Regions from separate parts of the Homo sapiens genome. Here regions 1 and 2 are each linked to region 3. A link is an interaction called in ENCODE POLR2A ChIA-PET data of the cell type or tissue named here. Cell type or tissue: OCI-LY7. All regions are shown on one strand. Region 1 overlaps LIN54 (lin-54 DREAM MuvB core complex component). Region 2 overlaps LIN54 (lin-54 DREAM MuvB core complex component). Region 3 overlaps SEC31A (SEC31 homolog A, COPII component).

Region 1 (2,500 bases), 98 kb before region 3:
CATGGTTTCTGTTTGAATTTTTGGTTTCAGTATTTTAATATACTCTATATGGAGTTCTCTGTAAACAGAAAATTGTCACAATAATAGTAATTACTTAAGTGGTAACAGAATTTTAGCTGAATTACTTTTACTAGAATACTCCTTAGTGTGGCCCAGTTCTCTTTTATACTTTAAAATTTGTCATCACCAATCACTATATCACCTCAGAAATCTTGACTTCAAGTGTTCGTTCTCTTTATTCTTTTAGTTTACTTGCCTTTCTACTCCCAATCCAGCAATTGACTTTGAATTTCTGGTCCATTGATTCTTCCACTTTCTCAGTAATCATTCCTTTCCTGTCCTCAAATTCTTCCTTCCTCAAGATGAAGTCCATGACCCATCCTATTGCTCTCTTGTAAACGCCATTGATTGTCTTTTTCCAGTCTCTTTCTCTAATGGCTTGGCTAAGTCCAACCCTCCTATTCCTTGTTTGGCTAGCAGCTCAAGTTTTTTAGAGAAAAGCACACAGCCAAGTGATTGGTCTTTAATCCAGAGCCATACTAAATGACTCTTTCACTAGTTATAGGATCATTTCTAATTTCTACTGTGCTAAAGGCTTATATGAAAGCACCTCTGGATGGTAAACTTTTGACTAGAGACTTTCAAATCCTAATTACCCATCCCTAGACTGTGTATTCTTGATGAGGGTACTCAAATATTAACTGATCATTCCTAGCATGTATATTAAAACCATCTGTCTTTAATAAATTTACAACATAGCGGTAGGCAACTTGGAAATCAGTGGCAGTGACTTGTCATTTTCCTGAGGCTTTGATTTGTATGTAGGCTTGATTTGTATTTGTATGTAGAGAGGCTTCTCATTTTAGCTAATGAGAAGAGATGGAAAAATTTAATGTGAAAGCAGTGTTAGGTGAGTGACTATTCTCTTTCTCTTGGTGCTCAGTAGAGATTTGTGACAGTATAGGAAGCTGATGTCTTGAGAGATGTCATGGGAGGCAGGGGGGCCCCAAAGAAAATACTGGAAAGGGTTTGGGTTTGGAGCTGATTTAGGAAGTGGGCTGCAGTTGGCTATAAGTAAACAAGGCTTGGAAGTATTTATGAAAAAGAAAACACCAGTCCCCTTGGAGATTTTTGTATAGGTAGAGGGGCTTAACCAGGAGTGTTTTAATGGGATGTTCTTTACTGTTTTGAGTCTCTGAAGAGACTCTGAGAGAGTCCCTGAAAAGTTTTAGTTAATGGGAAGGAGAAGGTATGGGTTGTATGGTAAACAATTGTGGTGTTCGCGGAAGTGTCTGAATGAATTTTTGGTTATTGTCAAGAGTTCACCGTGACTATCATAGACTTTTATAAATGTCATTGCTTGGTCTTTGGGTTGTTTATGTGTTGCAGACCGATTGTAACTTTATTTTTTAATTGTGCATGGACTTAATAGCCCTACCAGAATACATAGAGATATACTTCTGTTAAATTTTACTAGCATTGTTGGCATTAAGTTCAGTTTGGAGGGATAATTTCTACTTTTAACTAGTTCTTTATAACCTTTAAAAATTCACATATGCTAAATTTTAAACCACCAAAGTGCCTTTCTGTTGAATTGTATCACAAGGAGATTCCATCATCTTTATGTATACATTGCAGCTAAGACTGCAGTCTTTTTCCATGCAGCTAGTCTTTTTTTTAAGACGGAGTCTCGCCCTGTCACCGAGGCTGGAGTGCAGTGGTGCTATCTTGGCTCACTGCAACCTCCGCCTCCTGGGTTCAAGCGATTCTCCTGCCTCAGCCTCCCGAGTAGCTGGGATTACAGGCGCCCACCACCACAACCAGCTAATTTTTGTATTTTTAGTAGAGACGGGGTTTCACCATGTTGGCCAGGCTGGTCTCGAACTCCTGACCTTGTGATCCACCTGTCTTGGCCTCCCAAAGTGCTGGGACTACAGGCATGAGCCACTGCGCCCTGCTAGCTAATGCTCTTTCAAAGTACCTTGAGATTTTTTTTTTTTTTTTGATGATTTTTGGGCTTCTCATTGAAGATGACTATCTTTTTCTATGTTTCAGTCAAGATGATTTTATATTTGTGTATAAGCGATTTTTCTAAAATGCAAATCTGAACTTGTCATACCCTTGCTTAAAATTTTCTTGGCCTTGTTCATTTCTTCACCTGGACCCATCAGGATTAAGTTCAAATGCCAGTGCTTTCTTAGCATTAAAGGCATTTAGGATCTAATGCATGCCTTTTGATTTTCACCTTCAAAATAGTAGCTCCAAACCTACTGATTTAACTTATTGTAAGAGATCACCATATGGATCTAAACTAAGTTGTAGGACTAAGGGTCTTGGCAAGGTTCCTTTTACATGGAATGCCTTTCTTTGCCGTTCCTTGCGGCTGACTCATCCATTTTATCTCTTAGATTACCCATCTTGGAAGTTTTTGACTTCTAGGTTTAATCAGATACTCTTTCTCTGATCATTTCCTATTTATTTCCATAAAACTTGGTTATAC
Region 2 (2,500 bases), 90 kb before region 3:
CAGGAGCTGTGTTACACAGGGCACATTACTTAGTTGCCCTGAGCTTTCTCTCTGATGGATATAACAACAGTATTGATGAACACATGAACTAAACTGTTTTTGTAGAGTTTAATGTAAGCTGATATTAAGTATTACTAAGAAGTAGTGTTTTGTTTAGTTCTGCCTAGGTTTACCATAGTTCATTAGTGCCTCATTAAGTGTTGACATGAAATAACAAACATACATTCTGCAGTCCTTGTGAGTGTAGAGCATCATCACATAAATTTTTATACTATTATTGAAAAAAGTCAAACTGATGTGCTGCCTCTCATTTGCAGGTAGGGTTCTTTCACAGTCTACTCCCGGAACTCCATCAAAGACCATAACAATATCTGAAAGTGGTGTTATTGGATCAACTTTAAATTCTACAACACAGACACCAAATAAAATAGCCATCTCACCTTTGAAATCGCCAAATAAGGTAAAAAAATAAATTAGCCACAAATACCAAATATTGTGGTTGATGCCTTTATTTTCTTACTAGTCACTTCAGATACTTCAATTTTAGTACATTCCCAAGCAAGTAATAGACATTCAATGAATACTGGATTAATTTAGTAATCAAGGATGTCTGACAGATTAAAAAGCTTACTTTAAACACATAGTAACATAGTAATCATTTTGCATGTGAATATGATTTCCATAGCCCATATGAATGTGGGTACAACAAAATCTTGAATAAATTCAATAATGTAGGTGTTTAGTTCTTCTTTAGTTAATATTTTAGCAAAATTATTGTATTTGTGGAAGGTACATATAGACTTATGATATAAAATATTAAATGTAACTTTAAAAAATGGAGATCTGAACTTTTGCTTGGTAACAGGACCCAGAGTAGTAGAAATTGCCATCAGATGCTGGTAGCCATATTATCAGTGTTGTTTAAGCTTGAATACATTTTATTGGAAGCATTCAAATGCTTTCTTATTTTATTGTGAGGCAAAGTAAGTCATCTAACTCACTTTCCTAAAACATACAGTTGTTATTATACCAGCATAACATTTTGAAAAAGATATGTTTTAAAGGACATATTATTCAGATAGAAAGCCAAGCATTATTATTTTGTTAGGTTTCACGCTTGTGACTCTGGAAACAATACTGCCCTTTGCACCTGCTTTCTTTGATTTGTTACTGTTCATAAATAGAACAAACGTTAAACATTTGCCTTACATTTTTTAAAGTCCAGGTGTTGGTTTCTTTAATGAGCCTTGACTATAATGTACAAATATGTTATCTCATACAGTTTATTAAGGTCAAATTCTACCTGCATAACTTTTTCCCTAAATTGAATGAATTTGGCAGAAATTTGAGGGTAACTGTGCCATGCATAGTGATAGGCACTGAGGATAAAACATGAATAAGATAAGGTATTTCATTTCAAGGAATTCAATAAGGTAGTTAGACTGAAACATTAAAAATTGTCCTACAGAATTACAATGGTCATAGATGGATTAATGACTGCTGTGTGTTTGGCAGGGAAGGTTTATACAAAGGAGCTTATTCTTGAAAGGTCTTAACCTTAAACGTGGGTTGGACTTAGCTCCAGATGAGCAGAAGGGGATTTCTGGATTGAGGTGATACTTTACATAAAGGTGTAAAAGTGTGGTCTTTCAGGAAGCCTCACTGATTTTTGCAGTGTGAGAGCCGAGGGTGCTAAGGTTAGATGGACGGTTTCTTTATCTTCAGGGGAGTTTGGACTTCTGTGGCTTCTCATTGCTTCTAGGACAGTGATTCTCGCCCTTATCTGCTTATTGGGATCACCTGGAGAGTTTTAATAAATACCGACGCCTAGTTCTCATCCCCAGAGATTCTGTTTTCATCTCTCCAGACTTGACCTGGTATCAGGATTTTACAAAGCTCTTTAAGTGATTCTAGTGGGTAGCCTAGATTGGGAACCACTGCTATAAATAATATGAAATTTGCATTTTTAAAAATACGAATCTTGTGGCATTATGAGAGATAGTTTGGGGGAAGGTGAGCCTGTATTGTGGGAGAGACCAGTTAGGTTAGTGATTCTCAACCTTGGCTGCAGTTAGTACTGGGGACCTCTTGAGAAAACTAATGGCAGGCCCCTACCTGACCCCATTTAAATCAGAATCTCTAGGCTGCGGCCTGTGTGTTAAATTTAATCTTTTAAAAGTGTAGGCCAGGGTAGAGAATCACTAAGAGATTATTGCAGTACTTCATGTTTGAACTACACTAGTAGCTCAGGGGCTAAAGAGGAAGAGAGATGTGTTGAAAGAGGTTCAGTATCTTAGGGGGAGAATCTAGGATGACTCCTGTATTTCTGACTTAGATAACGGGGTAGATGGTAGCCCTATGGACTAATTTGACTGGTATATGGTTTATACCTGATGACATACGAATAGGAACTGGCTTTATTTTTTTCCCATCCTTGACTTTAGCCCTGCCATATTGGATCTTCCTTTCTTGACTCTTGGCAAGATTTTACACTTAACTA
Region 3 (2,500 bases):
CAGGCTGGTTTTGAACTCTTGACCTCAAGCAATCCACCCACCTTAGCCTCCCAAAGTGCTGAGATTATAGGCATGAGGAATCACGCTTGGCCAGTATGTTCTGTTGGCTTTTTTATTGCTGTTACATGTAAGGTAGGAAGGAGAGGCTGTAGTTTCTAGCATTTTTTTCTGTTTTTTTGGTGTGTGTGTGGTTTTTTTTGTTTTTGTTTTTTTTTTGAGATGGAGTTTCACTCTTGTTGCCCAGGCTGGAGTGCAATGGCGCAATCTCGGCTCACCACAACCTCTGCCTCCTAGGTTCTAGCAATTCTCCTGCCTCAGCCTCCCGAGTAGCTGGGATTACAGGCATGTGCCACCATGCCTGGCTAATTTTGTATAGAGTTCTTTTTTCTATCTCCTTTATTGTGCCTGTTTACAAAAAGGTAGATGTGACTAGAAAAGGAGTAGTCATCGTAAGTATTAATAGTGATTATCTCTGAATGGTAGCTTATTTTTATTTTCTTCTGTTACGATATTTAGAAATATATCTCACAGTTTTGTTGACACGATTTCTAATACACTAGGTAACTAGGTATTTGGATCATACTTTCAAGTACTTATGCCCTATTGTAATGCAGAGAAAGGAGGTCTTCATTTCAGTAATAAAATAAGCTTTATTGCCTCAATATATTAGCAGGGTTTAAAGAGATTGCTCTTTAGCTGACAGAATATAGCTCAAATCATGCAGTTTCATGGGACCGCTCATATTCTTCAGAGCTGTCACAGTGGGATGGGAACCCCAGATACCTTTTGTCTAGTAGTTTTTCTGCTTACTACCATCTGTATCATCGTATACCTTTCTGCCTTCATATTTCATCTCCATTCTGGACCATATATTTTATTCTCTAATAGTAGGGGTACTTGTTATAATCTTGATGTCATTTTTCTACCATTAGAATACATTCTTTTTCTTAGAAAATTTCACATGACTCCTTTAACACCTTTACTATTTAACAGACCACTTGTTAGTGACCCCCCCTTTTTTTTTTTTTCAGACAAAGGTCAAAGCATGAGACCCTTCTATAGTCAAATAAAGAGTGTTTTTACCTTTCGAGGGAAGTGATTGATTAGCTCTATTTTACAATGAACCAGAGGCAATTTAAGAAGATTAAGTAACTTAGGGTCTCACAGTTTCTAAATGGTAAAATCATTCTTAAGCTCATATTTTTTGACACACAACTCAAGTATATTTTGTTACACTACCTTACAAGAGTTTTTACTCTTTAAGGATTACAAAATCACATATGCAAATATGAGTATAAATAAAAAATGAAATACTATTACACCAAAGTCATACATAGTTACCAGGAGTGGTGGGAAAGTAATATATTTGGATTGTTTATGAAAACATTAAAAATTAAGTGTATAATTTCAATTTTTTGTCTACATTTATTTGACTTTAAGAATGAATGATTTTATTCATTTTCTCCTGTAGGTACCACAAGTTGATTTGGGGGCCTTATAAAATGGATTCCAAAGGAGATGTCTCTGGAGTTCTGATTGCAGGTGGTGAAAATGGAAATATTATTCTCTATGATCCTTCTAAAATTATAGCTGGAGACAAGGAAGTTGTGATTGCCCAGAATGACAAGCATACTGGCCCAGTGAGAGCCTTGGATGTGAACATTTTCCAGGTTAAGACTTTAACATTTCATAATTCTTAGACTATGTGCTGCTCATTTGAAATCAGTATATGAATCTACTATGCCTCAGTTTTGGAATTGAAAGTTAAAAAACTGTGGCTATACAGGTTGACGAGTGTTTGTTTAAAGAATGGTGGGTTCAGAGTTGAGATCAGGGTTAAAAATACTACCTCCATGAAAAGGATCCGGCTGATAGGTTTTTGTTTTTGTTTTTGTTTTTGTTTTTTTGAGACGGAGTCTCGCTCTGTCACCAGGCTGGAGTGCAGTGGCATGATCTTGGCTCACTGCAACCTCTGCCTCCTGGGTTCAAGTGATTCTCCTGCCTCAGCCTCCCGAGTAGCTGGGATTACAGGCGCCTGCCACCACGCCCAGCTAATTTTTGTACTTTTAGTAGAGATGGGGTTTCACCATGTTGGCCAGAATGGTCTCGATCTCTTGACCTTGTGATCCGCCCGCCTCGGCCTCCCAAAGTGCTGGGATTACAGACGTGAGCCACTGTGCCCAGCTGGCTAATAGGTTTAAGTCTGAAGATGTCACGCCATTTGATTAGACATTTTATAAACATTAAGATCCCTATAGGTTGGAAACCTTGCCTTTTAAAAGTTCATGCTAGGTCAGCATTAGGCTGGTGCTGTGATGTCCAGGTTAATTCACTGTTTTATTAATTGAGAAATTTTATGTTTATGACAGAGATTAATACTCTATGAAATAATTAGAAATTAAATGTAATGGCTGGGCATGTGGCTCACACCTGTGTAATCCCAGCACTTTGAGAGGCCGAGGCAGACAGATCATGAGGTCAGGAGTTCGAGACCAGCCTG

Evidence for each region. Peaks named below come from ENCODE experiments on the same cell type or tissue, not always from the same donor. Only the 100,000 strongest peaks of a DNase experiment are listed, where the experiment ranks them.
Region 1: POLR2A ChIA-PET joins it to region 3 with 6 read pairs; 6 of 35 experiments call an interaction of 5 or more read pairs at or near these places.
Region 2: POLR2A ChIA-PET joins it to region 3 with 6 read pairs; 6 of 35 experiments call an interaction of 5 or more read pairs at or near these places.

What each region holds. Positions count from the first base shown.
Region 1 is chr4:82,975,887-82,978,386 of GRCh38, reverse strand. All of the region lies in intron 3 of LIN54 (lin-54 DREAM MuvB core complex component), which reads left to right. Among named protein-coding and RNA genes, the nearest start is that of LIN54, 34 kb to the left of the region's middle. In OCI-LY7, no CTCF peak of the experiment used is centred here; no DNase peak of the experiment used is centred here; H3K27ac peaks cover 459 bases.
Region 2 is chr4:82,968,287-82,970,786 of GRCh38, reverse strand. LIN54 (lin-54 DREAM MuvB core complex component) reads left to right here. Exons shown (of 13, transcript NM_194282.4): 4 at 318-460. Among named protein-coding and RNA genes, the nearest start is that of LIN54, 41 kb to the left of the region's middle. In OCI-LY7, no CTCF peak of the experiment used is centred here; DNase peaks (open chromatin) are centred at 1,166, 1,656 and 1,966; H3K4me3 peaks cover 1,947 bases; H3K27ac peaks cover 2,500 bases.
Region 3 is chr4:82,877,900-82,880,399 of GRCh38, reverse strand. It overlaps SEC31A (SEC31 homolog A, COPII component), which reads left to right. Exons shown (of 27, transcript NM_001077207.4): 4 at 1,472-1,670. Among named protein-coding and RNA genes, the nearest start is that of SEC31A, 12 kb to the left of the region's middle. In OCI-LY7, no CTCF peak of the experiment used is centred here; no DNase peak of the experiment used is centred here.